2 separate regions of the Homo sapiens genome follow, and region 1 is linked to region 2. A link is an interaction called in ENCODE POLR2A ChIA-PET data of the cell type or tissue named here. Cell type or tissue: HepG2. All regions are shown on one strand. Links, peaks and the distances in the headings refer to the core of each region. The heading gives the core; the rest is flanking DNA.

What was found. ChIA-PET counts read pairs that join two places held together with the same protein. Peaks named below come from ENCODE experiments on the same cell type or tissue, not always from the same donor. Only the 100,000 strongest peaks of a DNase experiment are listed, where the experiment ranks them.
Region 1: POLR2A ChIA-PET joins it to region 2 with 5 read pairs; 8 of 35 experiments call an interaction of 5 or more read pairs at or near these places.

What each region holds. Positions count from the first base shown.
Region 1 is chr17:79,750,780-79,755,162 of GRCh38, forward strand. No RefSeq gene overlaps it. Among named protein-coding and RNA genes, the nearest start is that of ENPP7, 22 kb to the left of the region's middle. In HepG2, for the core only: no CTCF peak of the experiment used is centred there; no DNase peak of the experiment used is centred there; H3K27me3 peaks cover 474 bases.
Region 2 is chr17:79,929,899-79,934,281 of GRCh38, forward strand. TBC1D16 (TBC1 domain family member 16) reads right to left here. Exons shown (of 12, transcript NM_019020.4): 12 at 2,445-4,383. Among named protein-coding and RNA genes, the nearest start is that of LINC01979, 5.4 kb to the left of the region's middle. RefSeq lists an enhancer at 1,614-1,833. In HepG2, for the core only: no CTCF peak of the experiment used is centred there; DNase peaks (open chromatin) are centred at 2,083, 2,743 and 4,072; H3K4me3 peaks cover 375 bases.

The DNA of each region.
Region 1 (4,383 bases), core at 228-4,227, 180 kb before region 2:
AACAGTAACCGCGCCCAGTCTCAAACTTTTAAAAATAGTAACCAATGTCTTTTAAAATGCTCATCAAGTAAACTCTTTTAGAATTAAACCATATCTGGAAATATCAATATTTGAGTCATAATTTAAATTTAAAATTTCCTGTGTAAACATATGACTCAGCAATTACACTCATGGGTATACACCCAAAATACTTGACAGCAGGTGTTCAAACAAAAACTTGCACACAGATGTAACAAGCAGCATCATTCACACTCACCAAAAGGTAGAAACAAAACAAATGTCCATCAAAGATGAATGGACAAACAAAATGTGGTCTATCTATATAATGGAATACTATTTGGCCATGAAAAGGAACAAAGTACTTAGCCGGGCATGGTGGCTTATGCCTGTAATCCCAGCACTTTGAAAGGCACAGGTGGGAAGATTGATTGAGCCCAGGAGTTCAAGACCAACCTGGGAAACATAGCAAGACCCCGTTTCTACAAGCAGAAAAAACAATTAGCCAGGTGTGGTTGTGCACAACTATAGTTCCAGCTACTTGGGAGGCTGAGGTGGGAGGATCTCTTGAGCCCCGGAGGTCAAGGCTGCAGTAAACTATGATTGCACCACTGCACTCCAACCTGGGTGACAGAGCGACACGCTGTCTCAAAAAAAAAAAGGAATGAAGTACTGATACATACTTTAATATGAATGGACCGTGAAAAACATGCTCAGTGAAAGAATTCAGACATAAAAGGCCACATATTACACGATTCCACTTATAGGAAATATCCAGAATAGGTAACTCCATAGACAAAAAGGAGATGGGAGGTGGCCAGGGGCTGGGGGAGGAGGGTGGGAAGTGACTGCCTAATGGATTTCTTTTTGGTATAATAAAGACGCTTTGGAGCTAGATGGTGGTGATGGCTGTATAACATTGTAAATGGACTAAGTGCCACTGTTAAATGGCTAAAATAGTAAATGTTATGTGCATTTTTTTTTTTTGAGACAGAGCCTCCCTCTGTCTCCCAGGCTGCAGTGCAGTGGCGCAATCTCAGCTCACTGCAACCTTCACCTCCTGGGTTCAAGTGATTCTCCTGCCTCAGCCTCCCTAGTAGTTGGGATTACAGGCTCACACCACCACGCCCAGCTAACCTTTGTATTTTTAGTAGAGACGGGGTTTCACCATGTTGGCTAGTCTGGTCTCAAACTCCTGACCTCAGGTGATCTGCCAGTCTCAGCCTCTCAAAGTGCTGGGATTACAGGCATGAGCTACTGTGCCTGGCCCTGTTATGTGTGTCTTACCACAACTAAAAGAAAACAGATTCTGGGGCCACATCTTAAAAAAAAAAAAAATAGTGGAAGGCAGATAATGACCATGTTTCAGACAGGGTTTGCCCAGTGGCTTCCACAGAGCTGTCCCATCTTTGGGGTGGTTAATAAAAGCTTCTGTTGGGAGACTCAGAGGGAAGGGCTGGGTGAAGCGAGCCTGACTTGTCCTCACCTGAGATCCATCAGCTCCCACCAGAGCCCGGCAGGAGCCCGGACTCCTTGGTCGGAGAAGCACGGAGAAGGTGGCCAAGGGCACCGCAGAGAGCCCCAGCAAACTTCCCCTTCGGGTTTTTCTGGGCCCCAGCTGTGGGCCGTCAACCAAACTTTGTGAATCGACACTGGTGACTCGACATGGAAAATGACTCTCCGTCATCCGATTCAAACGTCATCAGATTGCTTTTGGTGTGGGAAGCAGAGCACACCTTAACAAACACCTCCCCAGCTGTCCCTTTTAATAAAATACACAGGTTGAATGTATTTCCAATTCTGGAATTAATCAGGGAAGTGGGTGGTTTTTTTTTTTTTTTTGAGATGGAGTCTCGCTCTGTCGCCCAGGCTAGACTGCAGTGGCACTATCTCAGCTCACTGCAAGCTCCGCCTCCCGGGTTCACGCCATTCTCCTGCCTCAGCCTCCCCAGAAGCTGGGACTACAGGCGCCCACCACCACGCCCGGCTGATTTTTTTGTATTTTTAGTAGAGACGGGGTTTCACCGTGGTCTCGATCTCCTGACCTCGTGATCCGCCCGCCTCGGCCTCCCAAAGTGCTGGGATTACAGGCGTGAGCCACCGCGCCCGGCCGGAAGTGGGTTTTTTAATCACCAGCTCTCGGGAGAAACACATTCTGGAGAGCAAAAGGCAAGAACCAACCTTTTCAACAAACCAACCTGCGGAGAAACCCCTCTGCGAGTCCAGTGTTGTAAATGAAAATGTTACCAGGCCGGGTGCGGTGGCTCACACCTGTAATCCCAGCACTTTGAGAGGCCGAGGTGGGTGCATCATCTGAGGTCAGGAGTTCGAGACCAGCCTGACCAATACGGTGAAACCCTGTCTCTACTAAAAATACAGAAATTAGCCGGGCGTGGTGGCAGGCGCCTGTAGTCCCAGCTACTCAGGAGGCTGAGGTGGGAGAATTGCTTGAACCCGGGAGGCGGAGCTTTCAGTGAGCCGAGATCACGCCACCGCACTCCAGCCTGGGCAATCGAGCAAGAGTCTGCCTCAAAAAAAAAAAAAAAAAAAGAAAGAAAGAAAAAGAAAAAGAAAAGAAAACGTTAGCTACACACACAGCTTAGGGGCGGCTCCCTGAAATTTGTAACTGTTTAGCCCCGGGTGTGTCTGTCCAGGATGGGTCATGTCTTTCAAGCTGCACATGCCCACAGGAGAGCTCACCCCCAAAATGCTGCAGCTGTCACAAGGTTGCCTCTTGTTCATTTGGTTCTTAACATGGTTGTTCTTCGGACTTTGATAAAGAATGAATGGTTTTGGCTGGGCGCAGTGGCTCACACCTATAATCCTAGACCTTTGGGAGGCTGAGGGGGGAGGATCGCTTGAGTCCAGGAGTTTGAGACCAACCTGACCAACATGACAAAACCCCATCTCAACTAAAAATACAAAAAAAGTAGCCAGGCATAGTGGCGGGTGGCTGTAATTCCAGCTACTCGGGACACTGAGGCACGAGAAACGTTTGAACCTGGAAGGTGGAGGTTGCAGTCAGGTGAGATGGTGCCACTGCACTCCAGCCTGGGTGACAGAGGGAGACTTTCTCTCAAAAAAAAAAAAAAAAAAAGAATTAATGGAAATGGTTTTGGCGGAGTGCAGTGGCTCACACCTGTAATCCCAGCACTTTGGGAGGCCAAGTAGGGAGGGTCACTTGAGTCCAGGAGTTCAAGACCAGCCTAGACAATGTAGAGAAACCACATCTCTACAAAAAAATTTTTTTAATTAGCCAGGCGTGATGGTGCGCACCTGTGGTCCCAGCTACTTGGGAAGCTGAGGTGGGAGAATTGCTTGAGCCTGGGAGTTCAAGGCTGCTGTGAGCCATGATGGCACCACTGCACTCCAGCCTGTCTCAAAAAATAATAATGAATAGAAAAAGAATTAATGTTTTCCATTTATATCGTTTTCAAAAGAGGTTTGCTCCTCTCATATGAAACTGAGACAGTCAATTCTGCAAAGAAATTCAAATGGCCAGTAAAGCATAGGAAAAGATGTTCATCCTTTCTAAAGAACCAAAAGTTCCAACAACAATCAGATGCTATTTGGATCTAATGATTGTTTTTGAAGGCAATACTTGAGGCTGGGGCCCTGCCACCGCCCACCCAGAATGAGACCCATTAATCATCATCACCCAGGGCTTACTCTTTCTTTTTCGTTATTGGTTTTCACGTCCAGCTTTGCCATTGATCATACACGAGACCTGGGGCAAATCATTCACTCCCTCTGTGCCGAGTTTTCTCTTTGTTCAGCTGAGGAGCTCCACGTGGTATTTGCACTGTAGAGTGGGCAAGGCCCTCTGCTATTCCGTAGGCTGAGTGGGGCCCCGTCCTGCTACAGTGACCCAAAGGCAATTGTGAACACAAGACAAAAGCGTTACGTATTTTGTGTTGTTTTCATCTGTTCCTGCTGCTGTCACAAAACACCGCAGACTGCGTGATTTATAAGTAATAGAGATTTATTTCTCACAGTTCTGAAGCTGGGAAGTCCAAGGTCAAGGATCTCCGCTTCCCAGATGGCACCTCGTTGCCACATCCTCCAGAGGGGTAAAATGCTGTGTCCTCACATGGAGGAAGGGAAGCCCTTTTATAATAAGGCTCTAATCCTGCCAGGCACGGGGGCTTATGCCCGTAATCCCAGCACTTTGGGAGGCTGAGGCAGACAGATCACTTGAACTCAGGAACTCAACACCAGCCTGGGCAACATGGCTAAAACCTGTCTCTACAAAAAATTTAAAAATTAACCAGGTGTGGTGGTGTACACCTGTGGTCCCAGCTACTCGGGAGGCTGAGGAGGGAGGATCACTTGAACCCAGGAGGTGGAGGTTGCAGTGAGCCAAGATTGTGCCATTGAACACCAGCT
Region 2 (4,383 bases), core at 295-4,294:
TGGCTGGATGACTGGGCCCGGGGGCTGCTGCCCCTTCTCGCACCCCGCCCCTCCCCTCCCCTCCCCTCTCCTCTCCCCTCCCCTCCCCTCCCCTCCCCTCTCCTCTCCTCCCCTCCCCTCTCCTCTCCTCCCCTCCCCTCCTCTCCCCTCCTCTCCCCTCCTCTCTTCTCCTCTCCTCTCCTTCTGTGCCCGTCTCCAGCCCTCTCCCGTTCTGCGCGCCCCTCCTTCCCCGACTTGGGCAGAACCGCACGCAGCGGCTCGGAGGCCAGGCGTGTGCCGGGCGGGATCGCGCGCCCGCTGGGGTGAAATCAAAAGAAAAGCAACAAAGCCCCTTCCGCGGAAAATGGGGTGGATGTGAGCGGCGCCGGCCTCTTCCTGCTGGAATGGGAATTAGCGGCGAGGATTATTTTGAGGACGCGAGGTCCCTTTGTGCCCAAATGCGCCTCCTCCTGCCCGGCTCGGTGGGGTTCGCGGCGCACGGACCCCGCCCCCAAGGCCTCAGGTGGGCCGGGGGCTCCGGGAGGCCTCCGCCGCCCTCCGTCCCAGGAGAGCAGTTCCCGGTGAGAAGCCCGGGCTCTGCAGACACCCCACAGCAGTTCTGCGTCTCGGAAAACGCGGCGCCTTCATCAGGACCGCACGAAGGAGGGGGTGGGGAGGCGGGTCCAGCCTCGCGAGGAGCCGGCCGGGGTCTGGGGGGCCGTGGCAGAGGGGAGTCCCGCTTTCTGTCTAAGCCTCCCTGTGCCAAGTAGGCCCGAACCCCACCTTTGGAACCTGCTTTCTAGAAAGGACAGCACCCCAGGGGGCCCGTGCCGTGGGCATGGCAGCCTCTCAGGTCGTGGGGAGGGGAGGGGACACTTTGGGGAAGCCACAGGGGGTCTCTAGGTATCTCTGGGATGCTTTCTGGTGGGGTGTTTCCTCTAATCAAAACCATCGTGGGCCAGATTCTGGGGAGCTGGCAGCCCCCCCACACAAACAGACCTTGGTGTCCTGGATCAGCTTCAGGTACCTGATGGGGTGAGAGGATCGGTGCAGAGGCTCAGAGGCCAGGCCAGTTTGGTGACCCATCAGCTGAATTTCAGACTCCGGGTCCCCAGCCCCTTCAGAGACACTGGGACCGCTTTGGGGCTGCCCTGAAGGCTCCAGAGGGTGGAGGGGAAGGGCATGGTGCTTTTGCTAACACTCTCACGTCCCCTGGGAGCAGGTGGGTGGCCACCCTGAGGCCACTGCACGGGGGAAGGGACAGAGAGAGGTGGGGTGGGGGAGGCGGAGGGGAAGCTGCAACCAGCTCCCGTGGGGCAGGGGGTCGGCGGGGGTTTGTCCCTGCTGTGGGCACCTGGAGCGACACCTGTGGGGGCAGCTCCTCATCTGACCTGCACTAACACTAATCTTTAGTCAGCTCCAGGGACTCACCCACCCTGAAAGACCCCATCCTCAACCCTATCAATAGCTCTAGTTGCATTTCCGGCAAAATCTGCAAGAGCTCGGTTCTTTGTCTAACCCTCCAGGGAAACAAACAGTTCACCTCCCCTGGAATGTCCTCATCCCCTTCCCGGGGTCCCAACACCCTCCCCAGCCCCCACCCTACTCCATCTCAGGCTGGCTGCCTCTGACCCTAAAAGTCCAATTCTGTTTGTCTGCCGGGTTGGGGCACTCATCTGTGGCCCAGCCAGGCAGAAAGACAGAGAACCGGGGGAAACTCCCGTCTACATGAATCATGGGGCAGAACCTGGGGATTTATCCAACAACCAAGAGGGCGCCTGGACTTTGAAGAAAGGCAGCACTTGCCCAGAGGAGACTGTTTCAGGAGCTAGACCCCACCCTGCTCTTGGGGTGGGTGGTGGCATTTCCCAGGGGGCACCTGGGCTCTTGCCTAGTGGTCTGGGGTCCCTGGTACTTTATTTCTAAAGTTGTCCACATCAGCAGGAGGTGAGTGGAATAGACAGTGGAGGCCAGGTACCTGGAAACTGCTCCAGGGGCTGTGGTGGGAGGGTGACCCAGGTGCCACCCACCTGAGATGTGGTCATGGTTGGTTTTGTCTGAGCTGGTTGTTTGCTTGCAGAGAGGGAACCCAAAGGTCACACCAGAAAGCAGGCTTCCAGTGCAGTGAAGGCGAGGGCTGGAAAGCCGCACCCACCCCCGCACCCACCCCTGCACTTGTGTAGTCCTCACGTGTCCTCTACATCCTGGGCCAGAGGGAGAGGCCCCTTCAGCAGCGGCTCTCCCAACAAAGAGGAAGGCCCCCACCAAGAGCACGCACTCAGAACCCCAGAGTTCTAGGAGGCAGAATGGATGGCACCAAGAGGTCAGCGGTCTAGAGTGGGTCTCCCAGAGCCCGCCCCGTGGCAGCACCTCATGTGACCACTGGCGCCTTTGCCCAGGTTCTCCACACTGGAAAAGTGGAGAATGGCTAGATGGTGCCCCCTCCAATAATCCACAAACCTGGGTGACACTTATTATCCTTCAGTCTTTATTTTAAATAAGGCCCCTGTCCTTTACCCTCCCAAAGTACTTTTAGACATTTTCCTTCTGCCCAGAATCCTCTGCCCGGTCCCCTGTAGCTAGTGTCCAGACACTGGTCACAGACCTCCACTGAGCCCAGTTAGAGCGCTGACCTCCCATCTCAGGACTTCTTGGCCCTTGCCCATTGCCATACTCTACTGTCAGATTTTAAAACTGCTAGACCATGTGCCAATTCACATTGACTTGTAGCCACTAGGACCCTGTGTCTTTTTCTATTGTGCTTGTTCATGGCCAGGAATCAACGAACTTTGGACAGACAATCAGTAGACTTTGGGTGTGGCCTTGGTGAAGGCTTCCCACTTTGGTGACTTGCATGTGCCCCTCTTTGTTGAGGGGGTTTTGAAGCAGCTTCTGCGTCATTGGGAGCTGGCTGCTGCGCCCAGCCTGAGGCCCTGGACCCCTTTTGCACCATCCTAATTTCAACATCCAGATGTCAATTCAGAAAATTATTATATCATTCTAATGACTCAAAACATAAAATCCCCTCTTTTGTCTCATGTTGAAGAGCTGATGACATCGGACCTATCAGGTCAGACTTATTTTCCTAGTCAGAGACTGAATGGCATATTTTCAAAGCACTTCGTCTAAATTGCATGGCACACACCCCAGGAGCCCAAAGATCTGGTTGTTCTCTTGAGATGCAGAGAGGAGGCCCACAGGTGGCGGAGGGGTGAAGGAGGAGGAGCCACCACTTCCGAAGCATCAGAATGTCAAAATCTAAGTTTTCCACGAGGTCAGCAGCAGGTGTCTCCTGGTCTGGAGAGGGCATGGAAGTGGCCACAGGTCTGGACTTCTCTGGGTGGATGTGAGGGAGGGTGATTGAACTGGAGGAGGGGGCTGGCTTGAGACCTTCCTGTTCTATGTTGGGGGGGATACTGAGGGTCCGTCTCACTGGGACGAAGAGGGGGCACAGATGCAGGTATGCCCAGGTACCTGAGTCCCAGCCAAAGCGGCAAAGCCAGACCTCCCGGGATTCCTTGAGTTTGGACAAAGGGTGTCCCGACGACGATAAAGAGCCAGGAGCAGAGAGCCCTGCATCTTGCCTGGGGCCCCTTGTATCTCTGGCTCATGGCCTGTCCTGGGCACGGGGAGGAAGGGAGACACCCGTAATAATAACAGAGACCGCACTGGACTATGGGGGATCACAATGGGTTTCAGTTTGATTGAGAGAAAATAAGGTAAGGGACACGTGCTCGCCTGAGTCTCTGGAGTAAGAGTCACGCCTTGGAGAAGGAGGGCAGCCAAAGGCCACGCAGAAATTGGGGGTTCAAGGTTTGCCCAGCCGGCCCCAAAGGTGTGGGGGTCCACATGGCCTCACCCAGGGGCCAGTGGGGTGGCTTTGCTCATTTGAGGGTGTGCAGGGTACATATGTGTCTGCCCCGGGAATCCAAGTAGCCCCAGTGCGCTCCTGCCTTGCTTCCCTAGAGCGAGCCCACGGTACCATAGTCCTCGTGGGATGAATGCATGAATGATGTGGAAGGAGCCAGAACAGGGCTGCAGACAGGATGCTCTCTCATAGAAGGACCCCAGAGAACTTCCCCTCTGGAGCCTGTGCGGCTGGTTGAGTGTAAACGCTGAGTCATGCTCGCTGCCCAGCTGTGTGGCAAGGGCACTCCCTAGGCACTGAGCAGCCACCGCCAGCCCTGAGGGCTGCGGGACAACAGAGAGCCGGGCCTGCCCGAGGCACGGCCCCTGAAAAGTGTGGCCCGCCAGGTGGCACCTATGTTCTCTTGCCCGGCGTGGGTGACTACACAGTTGTCATTTACGGGGGAAGTAGGGCACAGCAGAGGTGAACATGAGGATGATGCTGCGTCTGGGCTGTATCCAGGGAACCAGCTGCCGGACAAATTGGAAGGGACCTTC